4 separate regions of the Homo sapiens genome follow, and regions 2, 3 and 4 are each linked to region 1. A link is a loop called in an ENCODE intact Hi-C map of the cell type or tissue named here. Cell type or tissue: dorsolateral prefrontal cortex. All regions are shown on one strand. Region 1 has its middle 110 kb from the start of EGLN3. Region 2 overlaps EGLN3 (egl-9 family hypoxia inducible factor 3). Region 3 has its middle 160 kb from the start of SPTSSA. Region 4 overlaps LOC102724945 (a long non-coding RNA gene).

What was found. Peaks named below come from ENCODE experiments on the same cell type or tissue, not always from the same donor. Only the 100,000 strongest peaks of a DNase experiment are listed, where the experiment ranks them.
Region 2: it touches region 1 in a loop (4-fold over the local background); 14 of 110 quality-filtered maps call a loop at or near these places.
Region 3: it touches region 1 in a loop (2.2-fold over the local background); 63 of 110 quality-filtered maps call a loop at or near these places.
Region 4: a loop joins it to region 1, with 4 times the contacts of the local background. A loop is called at or near these places in 5 of 110 quality-filtered maps.

Annotation. Positions count from the first base shown.
Region 1 is chr14:33,837,892-33,842,891 of GRCh38, forward strand. No RefSeq gene overlaps it. Among named protein-coding and RNA genes, the nearest start is that of EGLN3, 110 kb to the right of the region's middle. RefSeq lists a silencer at 1,712-2,006. In dorsolateral prefrontal cortex, CTCF peaks have their summits at 1,899 (motif pointing right) and 2,106; a DNase peak (open chromatin) is centred at 1,910; H3K27ac peaks cover 859 bases.
Region 2 is chr14:33,936,066-33,941,065 of GRCh38, forward strand. The region is part of intron 1 of EGLN3 (egl-9 family hypoxia inducible factor 3); the gene reads right to left. Among named protein-coding and RNA genes, the nearest start is that of EGLN3, 13 kb to the right of the region's middle. RefSeq lists enhancers at 1,899-2,870, 2,501-2,570. In dorsolateral prefrontal cortex, no CTCF peak of the experiment used is centred here; DNase peaks (open chromatin) are centred at 2,426 and 4,838; H3K4me3 peaks cover 1,390 bases; H3K27ac peaks cover 4,621 bases.
Region 3 is chr14:34,298,645-34,303,644 of GRCh38, forward strand. No RefSeq gene overlaps it. Among named protein-coding and RNA genes, the nearest start is that of SPTSSA, 160 kb to the right of the region's middle. In dorsolateral prefrontal cortex, CTCF peaks have their summits at 2,676 (motif pointing left) and 2,882; a DNase peak (open chromatin) is centred at 4,147; H3K27ac peaks cover 510 bases.
Region 4 is chr14:34,016,291-34,021,290 of GRCh38, forward strand. The region is part of intron 5 of LOC102724945 (a long non-coding RNA gene); the gene reads right to left. Among named protein-coding and RNA genes, the nearest start is that of EGLN3-AS1, 21 kb to the right of the region's middle. In dorsolateral prefrontal cortex, no CTCF peak of the experiment used is centred here; a DNase peak (open chromatin) is centred at 2,591; H3K4me3 peaks cover 1,755 bases; H3K27ac peaks cover 1,305 bases.

The sequences.
Region 1 (5,000 bases):
CACTACAAATATATACAATTAGTCAATTATACCTCAATAAAACTGAAAAAATAGTCACTTGAGGCAAGAGCTATGGAAATGTATCTGCCCCCAGATTCGGGTCTCCTAAGTAGTTTTTTTGGGGGATCAAATTCCATAGAAGCATACTGGCAACTCGACCTAGAGGAAAGCCTGGGCTTTTTTTCTACATTTGTGTAACTGATGTCTGAAGAACGTCAGAACAAACAATCAGGAACATTATAGGAACTGCCTTCCTGAAACTGCAGCAAGCCAGATCAAGTAATGAGCTCATTTGGAAACCCTAGAGACACAGTTTCAAGAAGAGAAGCATACAGAGACTAAAGGGGCCATTTTTAAGTAAAAGATAAATAACATTTTTAAGAAAATTGTTTATTTGGAAAGACTTCAAGCCTACAGTCAGTTAGTAAGATGCTAATTGTTTCTTCTGTAATAATTCCCTTAACCCTAAACTATGGTCAAGACCTTTAAAGAAAGCTTCTGCATTAAGTCAGACTCCATTTCATAAACACACGTACTAGCTCTTTTGACAAAGAATCTGGCAGGAAGTCATGAGCTCTGTTTCCCAGCTGAGGTCAAAAGTCACCAGATATGAAGCAGATTATAGAGAACAAAGGTAAGTCCCAAATTAAATTCTATCCATAGCTTGACTCCTAGAGGTCAAACCTCTAGAGCAGGTCTTAAAATTTAGTGTGCCTAGGAAATGACTTGAGATGCTTGAATTTGGGAGCCATATGTTCAGGGTTTCTTGCTTTGCTTTGCTTTGCTTTGCTTTTCTCTTTTTTTGAGTCGGGGTCTCACTTTGTCACCCAGGCTGAAGTGCAGTGGTGCAGTCATGGCTCACTGCAGCCTCAATCTTCCAGGCTAAGGTGAACCTCCCACCTCAGCCGCACAAGTAGCTGGAACCACACGCATGCGCCACCATGCCTGGCTAATTTTTGTATTTTTGGTAGAGGTACAGTTTTGTCATGTTGCCTAGGCTAGTCTCAAACTCCTGAGCTCAAGCGAACCGCCAGCCTAGGCCTCCCAAAGTGCTGAGATTAAAGGCGTGAGCCACTGCGCCGAGCCAGTTTTTTTCTATTGATTCATAATAATTGTACATATTTATGGGGTACACAGTGGTGTTTTGATACAATGTACAGTGATCAGATCAGGGCAATTAGCATATCCATCATCTCAAACATTTTTCATTTCTTTGTGTTAGGACACATTTCATTCTTATTCATTCAGCAAAGATTTATTGAATGGCTTATGTGTTGGGTGTGGGGATACCAACAAGACCCCTATCTTCACCAAAGCTTATTGTCCAATGGGGCACATGAACAATAATCAGACAATTACAATGCAACACCGGCTAAACGCAACACTGTCATCAGAGACGATTCTCACTTACTCTTCAAAGATCTTCCCAGAAATCAGGGAGTTAAGCCAAAGAAACATGAGAACCAACATCTGTTGGACAATCGTGAGGTGCCAGGCCATTTGTACACACTTGCCCATTTAATCCCCAGGCAGGTAATGTTATCCCCCTTTCCCAGGGGAAGAAACTGTCCGCGTACAAAGGTGGGCTACTCTGGGCCTGGAGTCCAGGTCTTTCTGCCTCCAAAGCCCATGTTCAGATCCACGGGATCCGGCTCACAGTGATAACGACTGCATTCAAGGCTGTATGGCTATGAAATGGCACTGGAGTTTGGGTCACCTGGGTTTTCCAATTGATCATACATTACTGTAGAAGATGGAGAGAGAAACTAATGAATGAAAATAATACAGAAATGCACATAAGAAAATCCTTTGGACAGAGCCATTGTGAAGTGCAAGGAAACTCCCCTTCCACGGCCCTGCGTGGGGTTTCGTGGATACCCCTCGGGTCGAGGGAGATCTTGGCCACTAGAGGGCAGAGTGTACATTGAACAATCACAGCAAAAATCCCAAAGCCCGTTATGAGAAAGAGACCTAATGCTGCATGCTTCATTAACTATTCCAGTGCTGGTAAATATCTGCTGCCCTCCTGTGCAGACAAGGAGCAGATAAAAAATTTTAATGCTAGAATATGACACCTAATCACTGCATTTCGGAACACAATGTGGGGGAGGACTCTTCTGATTGTCTCCATCCATTTCCAGTATTCTTAGAATTATAAGCTGCACACAGTTCAATTAACCCTAAGATTGACGAGGAAAGCCTTCTCCAGTATACTATAAACTTTCCCAATAGCATGAAGCACACAGTGAGTTTAAAAAAGTAAAGAGTTGGCCCTTATTGCCGATGTAACAGCAATAGCCAGACAATAGCCACAGTAATAGCAATAACAGGGAGTTTGGAATGGGCATAGGGTTCATTCCTGGGTCTATTTCTTACCAACTGTCACTTTTTGGGCCAAATTATTTAACCTCTATGAACCCCAGTTTCCTCAGGTATAAATAAAACCTACCCAATAAGTTTGTTGTGAGGCTTAAATTATTAAATACAAATTCTTAGCATAGTCATCAGTCGCTACTGGTAGCTGCTTCATTATGATAATTCATTATTAATAGTAATAGAGTTTTAGCTCCACATTGATATCACAGACATTAAAGCCTCTCCAAAGGCTGTCTTGCCTTCCTGTTGTCACAAAGCCCCTGCACCGTACTCATCATCTCCTCTTTCTTGTTGTAAATGAAGACATTTCCCTCCTCATCAGACAAAGGCCAGTTCTTCCATCTGCAGCCTGGAGGCTCCATCTTCCCACCTTCTTGGGAACTTGACGCTTTCAGTCATCATTTGTCATGTGTGGCTCCTGAGTCTTTACCTTCTCCCTCTTCCTTGCCTCCTTCCATTCTCACATTTAAACATGTTCTAGTCTCTTCTATCTTAAAAGCAAAAACAAGTAAACAAACCCTAACCTCTCCCACTCCCCACAGATGCCTTGAGCTACAGCCTCTATCTCTCCTCACTTTGCAATGAAACTTCTCAGCAGAGCTCCCTGCAAGCCAGTCCCGTTTCCTCCTGTCTACCCACTTCTTAGCTCATTCCAATGTCATTCCGTCTGCCTGCCCTCACAGTGCCTCACATGGCCACGCTACCTCCAGTCTAAGCTCTTCAGTTCTCTTCTTACTTGACCTCTTGGCAGCTTTGCCACAGGTGACCTTCTGAGAACACTGCTGTCCCTCAGGCCCAGGAACACCAAACTATTCCTCAGTGTCTGGGGCTGACTCTGCCATCTTGCCCTAGCCTATTGATGCTGGAATCTTCCAGGCTCTGTCTCAGGCCCTCTTCTTTTCTTATTCTACCCCCTTCTTAGGTGCTTTTGTCTATTCCCACAGATCCAGCTCCATCTCCAAACCCATGTTCCTGGATATCACCCCTGAATGTCTCGTAGGCACCTCAAGCTCGATATGAACCAAACTAAATTACCTCCTCACTTCCTGCACCTCCTCCTGCTGCACACACAGTGAACCCAGCTCTTCAGCAGTCTCTCACTGTGAAATTTGCATCCCCATGCAGCCAGGTATTTAAGTCAAATTTGGCAAACGCTCTTAATATTTTCATTTATTTTATTCCTCACATCAAATCAATTGTGATTCCTGTCCACTCTGTCTACTAGATTTTTCTTCAGATCTTTTCCTTTTTTTCTTCCCACTGTCCCCCACCATCAATCTAAGCTACCACCATCTTTTGCCTGCCCCTCTCCATTCCAGCAGAGAAATATTTCTAAATGTTGGTTTTACCCATGTCATATCCCACATTTAAAATCCTGCGCTAATATAGTTCTTTGGGTAAAATCCAGAATCCTCAAAGACTCCTAAACTTGTCATCTTTATCTGGCCCTGTGCTACCTCTCCAGCCTCGTCTCACACCACTCTTGCCTTTCCTTCTCAAAAACCCATGTTTGAAAGTGGGTAAACTAATTGAGGCTCTGTGGTGTGCCAGGCGGCATGGGGATTTCAAAACTGTATCAGTCACCATATCTGCCCGTATCAAGGAACTTACAGTCACGGGGGAAGAAGGACCCAGCTATGACGATTAGTATAAAGTAAAATGTGATAAATAGCATTAAAAATGTACACACGGGGGAGTTCAGAGGAGGAGGTGAGTGGAAATGCAATGCACGGGGAAGGCTGCAGAGATGTGATCTGTGCATGCACCATGTAAGATGAGGAGGCCTGGGCTGTTCCCAGATGGCATGGGAAGACCAAGAGTTTAGAGAAGAATGAATGAAAGTAGGCACATCAGCTATGTCAGGCTGATCAGGAGAGAAATGGTATCAAGAAAGAAGTGTGTGTTCAATGTCAACCACTGCAGACACCCAGAAAACATAGGCACTTAAATTTGACAACCAGAGGTCATTATAGATCTTTGAGAAAGTAGTTTGTATAAGTGGGTAATGGTTGAAGCCAAAAGACGATGGAAAAAGCGGCTCATGAGAACATGAAGACTGACTGTAATATTCCATTACTTCAAGAAGGTTGGTAACAAGGGAAAAAACCATGGCAAGAAGCAGCTTGAGAATTTAGTATTAATCATCATAGCTAGGACCAGGCAGGCAAATTCCCAACTGGGGTTGGGTTAGGTCAAAACAGAATCTCACACCATAGACACTTGGCAGGAAGCCAGGGAAAGGAAGGCATTTAAAAAGGAGTTGAGGCAGGGGGTGGGTGCTGTTTACATCCTGGGTTCACCTGGTGAATCAGTCCCCAGTCCCTGGGAGCAGCCCTAGGGGCCAACAGGAGGCAGGGGCACCCAGCCCTGCTCTCAGCACTAGCTGTAAAAAGTGCAGAACAATGGAAGCTGGTTGTAAAACTTAAGCAGATCAGACACTATAAAATACTTTGTAATGCACCATTGAGGCGACCAAATAAGAGGCTTGAATAAATTTATATTCCAATTGCTAAACATTACAGTCAATTTAAAAACCCACAAAAGTTTTGCTGAACAACTGTATAAATAATAGATCTGTCGCATTGTACAGTACCTAATAGACTGAGACATAAAACAATTGCAGC
Region 2 (5,000 bases), 98 kb after region 1:
ACTAAAAATACAAAAATTAGTTGGGCATGGTGGCGCACGCCTGTAATCCCAGCTACTCAGGAGGCTGAGGAGGAGAATTGCTTGAACCTGGGAAGTGGAGGTTGCAGTGAGCCGAGATCGCACCACTGCACTCCAGCCTGGGCGACAGAGCGAGATGCTGTCTCAAAAAATATAAATAAATAAATAAGAGTTGGGAGGAAATACATGAGACCATGCACCTTCTTTTGCTTGGAAAAACAGCCAAGCAACTCATCACAATGTAGACTGTGATAGCTGAAGTTTTCTGGCCAGAAATGGGTCTCATTTATATTCGGGTGACAACAGCCTAGGTGACAAACTTGCCAATGTTTTTAGTCAGCTGTGGGTAGAGGAGCTGAAGGCTACACTTCCAGGGCTATTTTTCTAGGTGGTTTATGTTCAGCACATATTTTAACACACGCCTTGACTGTGGCCAGTGAGCAGGGCATCCCCATGATCACATACTTTAGGTCCTGCCTTCATCAAGGCACCCTGCTGATGTAGGGGCCCCATTTGGTAATTCATCTGAGGGAGGGGAAAGGGGATTAGTAGCTGGAACAAAGGCACTATATGTGCTAGCAGCAGCTCTAGATCTGAAATTCTCCTATTTAAAAAGAAAGAAAAACCAAAAAAACGTTTAGGTATTCAAACTGCTATATGCAGGCATACTGGAGGAAAGGCTGGAGAAAAAAAAAAACAAAACCTGAAAGAGACATGCCCTTTACAAGTTTTATTTAAAAAAAAAAAAATCTAAAGACAAATTAAGCCAAAATGTCCAATTCCATTATTTTCCACTTGGCTCTGACAAGGAGTGAGAGAAAAGAACTCAAAAAATCATTTGCAACTTAAATCCGGAGGACATGAAAAGCAAACTGGAATTACTACTTCAACCTTCTATCATCTCCCTTGTTCAGGGATATGTGATCTTCAAGGACATTTTGTGGGATCTACTGTTGTCAAGTAAATTAAATTCCTACAGAACAATGTTCACAGGGCCTCTTTACAAGACGATGGCAACTATGCAAAGCTTTCTCCAAGTTTTAAGAAAATGTCACTGCAAAAGTTCACATTTGCTGCCAGCTGGTCTTATCCTTTATACAGAATTGAACAAAAAAGGTCTCAATGTGATGATGAAGCAGTGCTAACTTGTAAGTATTAAAAGTGCTTTAGAATTTTTAGACATTCAAACTTCACCTAGACGGGCATGAAGAAAATAGTTGTAAGCAAACGTGAGCTCTTAGAAAAGTAAGAAATTTTGTGTAAACTGTCATCAGTTACCTTGGCATCTTGCTGGTCATCTTTGTTGTTGGTTAAGAGCAAGCCTAGCTATTCTATTTCCTGACTTCTAGTGCCTCTAGTTACAGACTGATGTAATAAAATGAGGGGGAAAGAGAAAATACACTTTTGGTGGGCCATAACACAAGCTGTGTCCAGCCACCGTGTTCACCTTTCCAAAGCTTCAGCATCTCACCAGACCATTTGGAAGATTCAGAATACCAGACAAATACCTGTCAGGTAGGTAATCCTTTCAATAAACCCCAAATTATTCATGAAAATGTTTTTTACTACTCTACTTCCACAATGCAGACTACTTCTGCCCTCCTCATTTGTCCTAAATCCACACTAAAAATAATTCCTCTCGCAGAACCTACTTACCCAGAACACTGCTACACATGACCTCTCTCCCAAGGTAGAACAACGGTCATCACATACCTACACCTGAATTTTCTAATATTGTAGAAACTTCAGAACTTCTGAAAATAAAAAATAAGAAGTAATAACCGACTCTCGGTTGCTCTAGTGAAGTGGGTCTGCCCACACCCTCCTGGCCAGGTGAGAGCACCGTGCCTGAATAGCAGAGAATTTACCATTCTCACTTTAAAACCTGTCCTCAGATGAACTTGGTCCTAGCTTCAGGATCATTAACTACCCAGAGCGTGGAAGCATCCATCTAGTTCTCCTGGGTCAGTGATGATAGTTCTACCAGGCACAATAGCCCTTTGAGATTCTTACATTAAAAGGATGTAAGAAATATGCACGCACACACAGAAGTCTGCACGAAATTCTAGGGGGTTCAAAGGCCTCTAAAGTTGAACTGTGCGGGATCAAGATTCTATTCCAGGAGATCCCGCATTTCATGCACGACCTTCTGAGTGAATCGCCCTCCCCCAAGAAGCCACTGAAAGGCTCAGAGGCCAGGAATTTAAGAGACTATTGTCATTCCTTTCTGCATTGTGGTTAATTCTTCTCCTTGGAGGGGATTCAGCCAGAGCCCATGCAATTAGGCACAGTAAACAGGCCCGGCAACATCGCCATATTAATACAGGGTGTTTGGGTTTGGGCAGGCCGCCCTTCCCGTGGAGGACTGGCTCTAAGCCAGCAGGGTGATGGCTGAGTGACAGGGCTACGTGCGCTGCGTGAGGGTGGCAGCCAGCCCACACCCGAGCACACCGCCAGGCAGCCTGAGCTGGGAACGGACACTGGGAACCATCCCCCTCCCCCATCTCTACCCCAGTCACCAGAGAAATGTTTTCAACCGGGCTTCCTCACAATTATAAAATCAGCAAAGGTCAGTCCAGCCCAGGGATAAGGACATCAAGACGCATTTAACCATTTCCTTTCTGATGCCTTTCCCCAAATATTAACAGCTGCTGTTTCCTGAGAATTCATGTAGCCCGGTGGCATTTTGCACATATCTTGTTTAATTTCCTGGTTACTGGGAAGGTGAGCAGCAGTGTGTGCCCTGAGTCACACCGCTCCAAGTCCTTGGTAGAAGTCATTAACCCTAGAAGTTACCCTATGGACCTAGAAGTTATCACAGGTATTTCTATAGAGAAACATAATATTCGACTTCCTTTGATATGAGAAAACAGCCTTATCAGAATAATAAAACATCACCTATGGCTCTCTAAAGGCTTTGAGCATAACAGAGACAAGGAATACTTGTGACTGCAGGCTCATCAGAGAATGGAATATTTGAAATTTTCATCTGAACTTAATCCTAAAGTACTTAAAGAATCCATAACTCAAAATAATTGGTAAGACAAGACTTTAATAATGGATAATATATGAAAAAACGAAGTTACCAATCAAAATGTCATGAAAAATGCCTTGAAACAATCATCTTTTTTTTTTTTTCTTTTTTGAGACGGAGTCTCGCTCTGTCACCCAGGCTGGAGTGCACTGGCGCGATCTCGGCTCACTGCAAGCTCTGCCTCCCGGGTTCAGGCCATTCTCCTGCCTCAGCCTCCCGAGTAGCTGGGACTACAGGCGCCCGCCACCACGCCCGGCTAATTTTTTGTGTTTTTAGTAGAGACTGGGTTTCACTTTGTTAGCCAGGATGGTCTCTATCTCCTGACCTCGTGATCCACCCGCCTCGGCCGCCCAAAGTGCTGGGATTGCAGGCGTGAGCCACCGCGCCCGGCCGAAACAATCTTAAAACAGGAGAAACCTACATATGCATTTCAGCACTTGGAAAAACAGATCTGCTGAATGAAAGAAATGACACACAGCAAGTTAGCGTAGATTAGAACTCATGAAATTCAGTGGCTATATTTATTTACTAAACAAACATTTGTAAAGCATTTACTATGTGCCCAACACTGTTCTGTGTGCTTCACAAATCGGACCTCCTTCACACTCCCTAACAACCGCATGAAGTAGGAACATTATCTCCATTTTACCGATGAGGAAATGGAGGCACAGAGAGCTTAGGTAACTTGCCTTTTTGAACCCAGTTGGTCTGGCTGAAGAGTGTGAGGTCTTAAGACGTGCTTTACCAACTCAGTTTATCTAATGTCTGACATTAGCAAATTCACCCCCACCTCATTTTTGAGGGAACTAAGATCTTTGGTTCTACTTGAAATATTTGACTCCACCTACCTCATCCTTGCCTATCACCCTTCCAGAGTGATAGAAAAATCACAAAATACAAACAATTGCAAGAATTTTTTTAAAAGAGTGTGCTTGGTATTCAGTCTGTAAACTCAAAGATCCAAAGGGGGAATTTTAACAAAGGCAAGAGGCCAAGAAAATTGACCCTACTTGTCCAAGTCATCTTGTCTTTGCTTTGGTTATTCCCAGTGCAGGTCAACCTCAAGCCCACCATAAAATCTCTGTAGCCCCTGCAGGGTCCACATAGGCCTCAAATGCAGTTGTCTTGCCAAAGGCCAGACATTCACCTCCATTCACCATAACAGGAGGGAACTGGTTCCAAAATTTGCTTCAATTCTAGTTCTGGAAAATTAAATATGCTGGTACAAATAATAGGCTATAAATGTGAACTAAAAATCGTTTTTTGTTTTTTTTTTTAGTTTTAGCAATAAATAATCTAATGTCTGATCAACTGACCTCTGACTTTCTTGTTAACAGGGAAACTGTAGGAAGATACGCCACCATCCCTATCTAATCTCTTCTTAATGCATTAACTTTACTCAATGGTTCTCAAACTTTAGCATGTATGAGATCACCTGGAGAACTTGTGAATTTCTAACTCAGGAGGTCTGGGGAGAAGATGAAGAATCTGCATTTACTGCATGTTTCCAGATAATGGTGATGCCTCTTATCCAGGGACCACAGAGAACCACAGCCCTTATATGGCAAAGTCGAGAGTTTTTGTGCAATGCCTCACCCTAAATGATAAAGGTAAAGAGGAATTAGTCAACTGCACTAGTTAATTTGGGGAGCTGAAAGTGGGTGGGTAGAGCAGTAATGAGGAGAATTACTCTGGCAGTTTCTGGCATCAGCTTTGCAGTGTCATTCCCGAAGCTGGCAGGAAACTTTCCAATTGTAACTTTCTAGCATTGCTGTTTTGTGCTGGGCTCTGCCTCTGAGGATTACTGTCATATCAGCGCTGGGGTTGAATGTCGGTGCGAGTCTGCTCTCTCCAGGAATCAAATAAAAGGCACTGAAAGCAACTATTTTCCTTCTCAAATGGAAATGTCATCTCAATGTTAATTCCTTATAATCCTAGAAGTAGACAT
Region 3 (5,000 bases), 460 kb after region 1:
GATATTCTTGCATCTTGGAAAGAGTCAGGCCAACCTGGGTTTGATTTCTGGCTTTTCCTTCAAGTAGTTGATAGGTCTTTTGCTATGTAACCTGGCTTGAGAAATAGGTTGAGGGTTAAATGAGATATATTCATTCATTCATTCAATAGACAATTATTGGGTACCTACCGTGTGCCAGGCTCTGTTCTAGACACTGAGGATATAGAAGTGGACAAAACAAAGTTTCACTCCTAATAGAGATTATACTATAGTGAGGAAACAGGTAATAAACAAATAGATATATGATAAACTCTCACACACGGATAAGTGAAGAGAAAAAAGGCAGAGAAAAAAGAGTGTGTTGTTTTTGATATGGTGATATATAAGCATCGCCCTTAAGGAAATGAGGGAGGGTGCCATGCACGTTTCTGGGAAGAGCATTCTGGATGCAAGGAATAGCAGGGCAAAGGCCCAGGTGAAATGAGCCTGTCATGTCAAAGGAGAAGTACCTGAAGTAAAGTGCTGGAGAAAGGGAAGTTAAAAGAGGTGAAAGAGGCCACACGCAGTGGCTCATGCCTGTAATCCTAGCACTTCGGGAGGCTGAGGTGGGCAAACTGCTTAAACTCAGGAGTTTGAAACCAGCCTGGGCAGCATGGCAAAACCCCATCTCTACAAAAAATACAAATAGTAGCCATGCATGGTGATGCATCCCCATAGCCCCAGCTACGTATGTGACTGAGGCGGGAGGATCGCTTGAGCCTGGGAGGTCAAAGCTGTACTGAAGTGAGCCATGTTCATGCCACTGCACTCCAGCCTGGGTGACAAAGCGAGACCCTGTGTCCAAAAAAAAAGGAAAGATCAGAGAAACACCAGGGGCCAAATCACTTAAGCCTGGGAATTCTAAGAGGGATAGGAAGCCACTGGAGGGTTTTAAGCAGGAGCTTGTGTTGATCAATTTGCATTTTAAAAGGATTACTCAGGTAACTGTTTAGCAAATAGTCTATAGGAAGATACAGTAGGCTGGTAGGCAGCCAGAATTGACTGGCCCTGTTTGAGAGATGCTATGATATGGTAACAGGTCAGATCAGGTGGCAGAATCCAAACAACTCAAAAATATCTATGACCTGTTGGGATAAATTATGTCCCCCCCCAAAAAAAGATATATCGAAAGCCTTGGCCCGGTGAGCTGGCTCACACCCATAATTCCAGCATTTTGGAAAGCCTAGGTGGGAGGATCACTTGAGGTCAGGAGTTCAAGACTAGCCTGGCCAACATGGTGAAACTCCATCTCTACTAAAAATTCAAAAATTAGCCGGCTGTGGTGGTGGTGGCTGCCTGTAATCTCAGCTACTTGGGAGGCTGAGGCAGGAGAATCACTTGAACTCAGGAGGCAGAGGTTGCAGTGAGTCGAGATCATGCCACTGCACTCCAGCCTGGGCAACAGAACAAGATTCTGTCTCAAAAAAAAAAAGACTAATCCCCAGTACCCCGCAAGGTGACTATATTAGTCCATTTTCAAGCTGCTGATAAAGACATACCTGAGACTGGGAAATTCACAAAAGCAAGAGGTTTATTGGACTTACACTTTCATGTGGCTGGAGAGACCTCACAATCATGGCGGAAGGTGAAAGGCACATCTCATATGGCAGCAGACAAGAGAAGAGAGCTTGTGTAGGAAAACTCCCCTTATAATAACCATCAGAACTCATGAGACTTACTATCATGAGAACAGCATGGGAAAGACCTGCCCCCATGATTCAATCATCTCCCACTGGGTCCCTCCCACAACACACGGGAATTATGGGAGTTATAAGATGAGATTTGGGTGGGGACACAGAGCCAAACCATATCGGTGACATTATTTGGAAATGGGATCCTTATAATTAGTTAAGATGAGGTCATACTGGATTAGGGTGGGCCCCTAATCCAACACAGCTGATGTCCTCATAAGAAGACAGCCATGTAAAGACAGAGACACAGTGAGAACACCATGTGAAGACAGAGGAAGAGATTAGAGTTATGCTGTCACAAGCCAAGGAACACCAAGGATCTACGGCCACCACCAGGAGCCAAGAAGAGGCAACCAAGTATCACCCCCACAGGACTTGGAGGAGGCACAACCCTACCAGCACCTTGATTTTGGACTTCTAGCCTCCTAAAGTGAGAGAATAAGTTTATGTGGTTTAAGGCCTCTCTGTTTGTAGTACTCTGTTATAGCAGCCCAAAGAAACCAATACAGTACCTATAAATGGTCCTTCTTCTCCACCCACTGCCTGCAAGTTTGGAGGATGCTGGAGTCAACCAACAAACCCCGTCCTTCAGCACTAACACAGCCTCATACTCATAAAGATGATTAGGGAACACTGATGGCTATGACAATGGTGATTTATTTTTCCTTTGTCGTTTCCAGTACACAAAAGGCAAATCTGTGCTGAAGACACCAGAAATCTTTCCAATTAATGCTAATGGGTGACCAGCTCTGTTTCACTCCTTGGGAAACAAGGCCACTAAGAGGAAGTTATCAGTAAGAAATTTATGTTTTAGTAGCATGTTTAATTATGATACACCATGACTGTCTCTTGCACCAGAATTTAGCATGCAAGATTTACAGCTCTTAGCACAATTTTTGCCTTTGTTGTCTCAAAGAGCCTTGTTTCTGATGTTTTATTAGACTAGCAACCTCTGTTCAATTGTGTCATACTGCCCCCTACTGCTTTGATCTTATCATCTCATGCTGGCTGCTATTATTTTGAGTTGGTTTTCAGGATGTGTGGTCTTTTTTTGCCAGGGTCTGAACACCTGCCCACTCTCACACCCCGAAGAACACAAAACATTGGGATGGTGGAGAAGGGAGTGGGAATCTCATTTTTTTCTTTTAATACAACCATTGAACAACCACAAATACATCTATATAGTTCTAAAGCACACCATCTGACTTGTTTAAGCTTACAAGAGATACTAAGTTTCTAGAATAAGAGCACATCAGATTCTTTATTTCTTGAAGGTGGAGAACATCTTCAAGAGATATCCTCACTTTTCATGAGATGAAATTTTTTTAAGGGAAGCTGATGAAATTTTAACTAATCCAACCAGCCAGAGGAAAGCCATATTACAAAAGGGGCCTCAGAGGAAAGTGGGATTTCTTTTCTGCTTCAAAGGCATAGATGGCAATGCTATGAAAAAGCGGCCTGCAGGCGAGGGTCAGAGCGCACCCCACACCCACACAGCCACCAGCCACCCTGAGATGGTGTGTGTACCAGCCATCCCAGCCCCAGCCCCACCCCTAGCCCCCTCTGCCGTTCCTCCTTTGCCTGTGTTCTCTTCCAAAGGTGATAGGTCAGCCCTCAGCCAGGAAGAAAAGTGGCTGAGGGTCAGGAAAAGGGTATAGGGTTACATAGGATTACATTAGTAAGGAACCTAGAAATGAGCCATTTGGGCTTCGTAACACAAATTGGTTCTCAAGGTATTCGGCGGGCGGTGGGTGGGAGGTCCTCTCAACCAAAAAATCTCAGAACCAATTCCTCCGACTCTGCTAGTGGATTTAGCTTTTGTTTTTGTTTTAATTTAGGCTGGGTGCAGTGGCTCACGCTTGTAATCCCAGCACTTTTGGGAGGCTGAGGCAGGAGGACTGCTTCAGCCCAGGAGTTCAAAACCAGCCTGGGCAATACAGTGAGACCCTGTCTCTATTAAAAAAAAAAAAAAAAATTTTAAACAAAACCACCTGGCCTCATAGCAGGGCAGCTTCCCTAATTCCTGATGTTGCCTGTTTCCGACCCGCAGAACTCCAATGGTCCATGGCTTGCGCTGCTCTTACCCGGCCTTCCCATGGATGACTACTTAACTGGATCATCTGAGCTTTGCTTCCATGCGACCACACATATTCTCCTGCCACAGATTTGGTACACTTTGGCATACACTGTAGGCCTGTGACCAGCTCTCAGTCTGGTTTCCTGGGACGCTTGTCACCACTGGAGCTTTGTTCAGATCCCTGAGCCACATGCACACACCTTTATTCTCTGTGCAACTGCCTTGTGTCCTGCCCTGTCTGGGCCGGCAGCCTCCAGCGGGGCTTGCGGGGCAGGGGAGGATTCTTTTACTCTGCCTGCACCATTTACTCCTCGGCTTGTGCTTGGAGAAGTGCTCTCTCCCAGGGATCACAAAGGAGAGCAGGCATGGGGGAGGGGGTGGAGAATGCCGCAAGAGAACATTTACCCTTCCTGCACTGTGCCAGACAAACGTAGAACCTATTCCATAAAAGATTTTTTATGTTGCATGGTCCAAGAGAATAGCCCAGCTGCTATCTTTGGCTCTCCTCCATTTCTCACTCCCATTCATAAAATCTTTAGAGAAGGCCATGTGCTGCTTTCTCACAGAGAGGATCAAGTTGTGCTCCAACCCAGAATATAGTTTCATTTGGATGCAGGTGGCTATAAGGGCCCTGAACAGTCTGTCTTTCTAACTACTCTGTCTGTCTACTCTAATTCTTCCTACCTAATTATCCCCCATCATGAATCAATAAATCATATGCCGAGCCTCTCTAAAGACCCAACACCATGAAGAAGCTGAGGGACCACAGAGTTTACCAAACCTCTGGTATTCATGGATTTAGCATTCACAGTGGTACCAAAGACCCATGACCTATAGCAATTTGTCTTTTGCTGAGACTCAAATTTGAATGTTGAACACCATAACACCAGTGTTTGGGAGACAATCACTTGGTGAGTGAGCCTAGTTGGCCTAGTTAGCTTTTTTTTTTGAGACAGAGTCTCACTCTGTCACACAGGCTGGAGTGCAGTGGCACAATCTCGGCTCACTGCAACCTCCGCCTCCCAGGTTCAAGCAATTCTCCTGCCTCAGCCTCCCAAGTAGCTGGGATTACAAGTGCCCACCACCATGCCCTGCTGCTTTTTGTATTTGTAGTACAGATGGGGTTTTGCCATGTTGGCCAGGCTGGTCTCGTACTCCTGGCTTCAAGTGATCTGCCCACCTTGGCCTCCCAGAGTGCTGGGATTACAGGCGTG
Region 4 (5,000 bases), 180 kb after region 1:
TTGGGGAATGTATATAAAAATAAGTGCAAGGATATACACTGCTAGTATAAATGTAGTGTGAGTGCGTGTGTGTATATATACATCTACATATATACCTTCTAAAAGGTATTGATTCAAATTTATTATATATACACATATATTATATAAGTATTATTTATATGAACATATACAAATATATGTATATGTATTTATCTAGATACATAATAAATATTATAAATATATTTATATTTATTTATATTTAGTGGACAATAATCATTTGAAACAATGTTTAGCTTCATTAAGAATCTACGGAAGAATGTTCCTGAAGGTTCTTCATGGAATGAAGAAATGGAATGGACCATGAAGAAATGGTCTTCATGGAATTCCCAGCATACCTCATACCAGAGAGAGAGAATATAACATCCGTTGTTCCCCATTACTATTCTCATTACATTAAGGATGAACAACAACCAGGAAGCGCAAAACTCTGGCAGCCATAAGCATATCTGAATATGTGATTTCTAATATTTATTTCCTATGTGATACACACACACTCACACACACACAGACACAGAGTCATGTGTGTTTTAAAGCCTTAGATGGGTGCATATTCTTTGATTCAATGACTAGATATCTAGAAATTTATTCAGAAATAATCACAGATATGCTCAAAGATATAGCTACAAGGATGCTCATTAGACAGCTATCAAAAACATTATCAAAAACTTGGAGACAGCCTAGATATCCAAAAATAGAGGGTTGCTTAAGTATGTTATAAAACATTTATACAGCAGAACACTACGCGGAGGCAGAGGAATATTTAATGTTTATAATACATTAAATGAAAAGGGAGCCAGGCATAGTGGCATGCACCTGTAATCTCAGCACTTTGGGAGGCTGAGGTGGGAGGGTAGCATAAGCCCAGGAGTTCAAGGTTGCAGTGAGCCACAATTGTGCCACTGCACTCTAGCCTGGGTGACAGAGTGAGATCATGTCTCAAAAAAAGAAAGAAAGAGAGAGAGAGAGAAAGAAAGAAAGAAAGAAAGAAGAAAGAGAAAGAAAGAAAGAAAGAAAGAAAGAAAGAAAGAAAGAAAGAAAGAAAGAAAGAAAGAAAGGAAGAAAGAAAAGGAAAGGGAGATTTCAACACTATTGCATCACTTCAGTTTTGCATTTACACAGTGAAAATTATAGTAAAACAAATCATGCTATTGGTGGTTTATCTCTGGGAACTGGGATTATTGGTGATTTTGATTTTATTCCCATTGTTTACCTGTCTTTTCTATAATTTCATAAAAAAACAGCTTTGTTGAGATGGCATTCACATATCATACAACTATTAATTTTCTTTTTTTTTTTTTTTGACATGGAGTCTTGCTCTATCGCCCAGGCTGGAGTGCAGTGGCGCAATCTCAGCTCACTGCAACCTCCACCTCCCAGGTTCTAGCAGTTCTCCTGCCTCAGCCTCCCAAGTAGCTGAGATTACAGGCGTGCACCACCATGCCTGGCTAATTGTTTTGTATTTTTAGTAGAGATCGGCTTTCACCATGTTGGCCAGGCTGGTTTCAAACTCTTGAACTCAAGTGATCTGCCTACCTCGGCCTCCCAAAGTGCTGGGATTACAGGTGTGAGACACCACACCCGGCTATTACTTTTATAATTAAGAAAAAAAGCAATAAAATTATTCTTACTGATTGAGGTAAACCTCTTTTGGGCAAATAATTAATCAACATGTCATCTCAATTATTTTAATATTGGGTTCATAGCTAGCATTTATCCAGCACTTTAAATTTTGCAATGCACCTTTACTTTTACACAAGGTTCTTCTAGCCAAGTAGACCTCATTGCACATAAACAACTAATGACCTACACCTGTTAAGTTGCAAGCAATTAAGTCTTGTTGGGGGTCTTTGCTCCCTTTTAATGGAAATTATACTGTGAATAAGACGAGAGAAATATATGTCATGTCTGTCTTTCTGACACACTGTGGGTTTTCAAGGGATTCTCAGCATGACTCCTACCAGAGAGAGAGAGAGAAAGAGAATATAACATCCGTTGTTCTCCGTTACTATTCTCATTACATTAAAGATGAACAACCACGCAGGAAATGCAAAACTCTGGCAGCCACAAGCATATCTGAATATGTGATTTCTAATATTCATTTCATTTTCCATTAACACACAAAACTACCTTATTAAACGTGAATAAAACCTGCATCCAGAGACACTTAAAATGTTGGCCAATTCCTCACTGAAAGGACCTTAATGATGGTGGGAAGCTTGAAGAGGGGCTTGGAGAGAGGTTTGCAGGCTTCGGGTTGCCAGGGACACTTACCTTCTTGGCTTCAGCACATCACACAGTCTCAGACGGCAGAAAGAGCCAACGCGTTGGAAAACAAGGGTCAGTACAAGGGTTAAATGAAAGTGAAATCATGCTGACCCAGAAATGCAAATCGGTGTGCCTTAGTTCTCTGTAGAACTTGTGTTGCCTGAACACTCTATTCTTTCTTCAGATTATCTAGTGTCCCAAGAGAGGCTTCAGCGATTTCGAGAACAGTGATGCAATGTGGAGAGACGCGGCAGGCAGCGGCAGAATCTAATTGCATTTGAGAAGCATCTCCACAATTTGTAGTGGCCTTCTCACAGGGAAAAGCGGGGGGCCGGTTTTGAAGTTGATTTCCTTTTCTTTATATTGCTTTTACTATCCTTCTCAGCTCAGATTCAAAGCTCAAAATGGGAGGTGATTTTTAAACTGTCTTTTAACCCATCATAAAAGGAAGAACATGCGCACTTAGAGATTTATAATTCTCATCTGCATTGTGTTCTCTAAAGTTGCAACGTGTACAGGAAGCTCCTGGTTGCTGATAGAAAGCTGCTTGAAATATAAATTTCAGGTACACAATGTGGTTCTCATCACGAACGGAATTAGAAGGGAGAGAAGAAGGGAAAATGGAGGGAGAGAATAGGGGCGAGGGGACAGAAGAGAGGTGATAAATCAGAGATGAGTGCCGATTTTAAAGAAAAAACAGAAGCTGAGAACTTATTAGAGGGACTCAGGATAGAAAATTGAACAAGGTAAGCTAAGAATAGATGGCAAAGGGATTATGAATGTGGATCTAGAGCCAAATGGCTTGAATCTGAACCATCACTTAATTTCTAGACAACTTTAAGCAACCTACTTACCCTATTTGCCTGTGCAAACCAGGCTGGGCGTGGTGTGAGCCACCGTGCCCAGCCTGGTTTGCCTTCGTTTTAAAAAATAATTATGAGAAGTCAAGTTCTGAGACTTGCATACATGGTACTTGCTGTTTTTCACTCCTTGCACAGGGAAATCTACATTTGATGGTCCAGTTTACAAACTTTTAGGATAAGAATGCAATACAGATTTTGCAAATAATTCTTAAAGACCTCCTTTACGTAATGAGCTATGGAATACAAAGATAAGTGAGACATTGTCCTTGTTCTTAAGGAGTTCGAGGTCTAGAAGGAATGACAGATCTGTATTAAAGTCCCAGGAGGCGGTATATAATAGCTGGTCAGGAGGAAAACTTTCAAGTCTGGAAAGAGCAGTTCCTAAGTTTCAAATTGGAAACTGAAACATGAGTACTGCTTTTAAACGCAAGGCCAGCCCCATGTTTTGCAGGTAAAGGATCCTACTTAAGTTTGGGGCTGGAAAACCAGCTGAATAGATACTGTCTCAACTCCATGACAGAAGATAAATGTACTATCAGGGTCCAGATATAATAAACATAGGCAGACAAAAATCATTATTAAATTGAACTGGGTTTTTTTTTTTTTTTTCCCAGGGGGAGGGGTGTGCCTGAAGTGTTAAGCCTAAAAAACAGTATTTCCCAAGGAAAAAAGATGTCCTATTATTAGCATCAAATTAGAGAACTATTTGTACAGCCAGGAAAGTCATGGATATTGTGTCACATGGTTGACATCCATGGGTTTGTCTCATAAAAGTAACGTGAAAAAAATCCACAGAATCCCACCTGGCACTAGGAAGGCTATGAGCTTTCAGCATCAGCTCTCCAAGGAACTGCAAACTCAAGGAGCCAGCTTACCTCACGTGTTCCTGCACTTTGTAAAATTTCTTCAGAAATTTAAATTAAAACCGGTTCTTTAGTAATAATCCTTGTTTTCATCTTTGTTGCTTTCATCTTTGCAACAATTTAAACATGTTGTTCATTTTCTGAGTGTCTGCCATGAGACTGGGAAATTAGCTATATTGAACATAAAGCAAAGCTAATTCTAGGAATTTCCAAAGACAAAGACAATTCCTAGAACGTCTTTCTATCAGGGAAACTTGAGGGTAAGTTCCAGAGAGTTCACTTTCCAGATGGCACTGTCCTCCAATAACTGAAATGATTAAGGCCTGAATATTTGCTGAATTGCTTGAAATAAGAGCCTAGCCTTTAGCTAATAGGTTCTGTCCGTCAGTCTCCTGAGTTAACGAGTTATTGGCTTCTACTTCTCTTTCTAGCAGGTTAGTGCTACTAAGTAGAAAAAGTAATTATATTAATGGAAAAATCAGTGTCCAACACATTCTCTAAGACCTGACTCAAATGTCACCTCCATTACTGCTTCCCTGGTCTCTATACACGGCTCTTTTGGAGTCTTTGTCACATTGAATGGAAACTGTTTCCAGGGTCCATGTGCTCTTCTATATCATTGGCTCCTCAAGGGCAAGTATGGGAACATATGCATTTTGGGGACATAATGCCTGATACATAGTAGGCATTCAATCTGAATTAAATGAATAAAAGTCAAACAGGGAGAAAACAACATACTAACAAAATCAGCGAGACAAGAGGCCCAGAGAAGCAACAAAATCCCACCCACCCTTCACAAGGGCATACACAAAGAGAAGAGCAATGAGAGCTACTTGAGATTGTGGTGACACATCCAGTAGGCTGCTGAAGAAGTTGAATGTCACCCATGAACAGGTGTGAAAGCCAGTCCTTTCTCCCTGCAGCCTGCCACTTCTCTTTGCAGGTGACCTTGCCTTGCTATTTCCCCTTG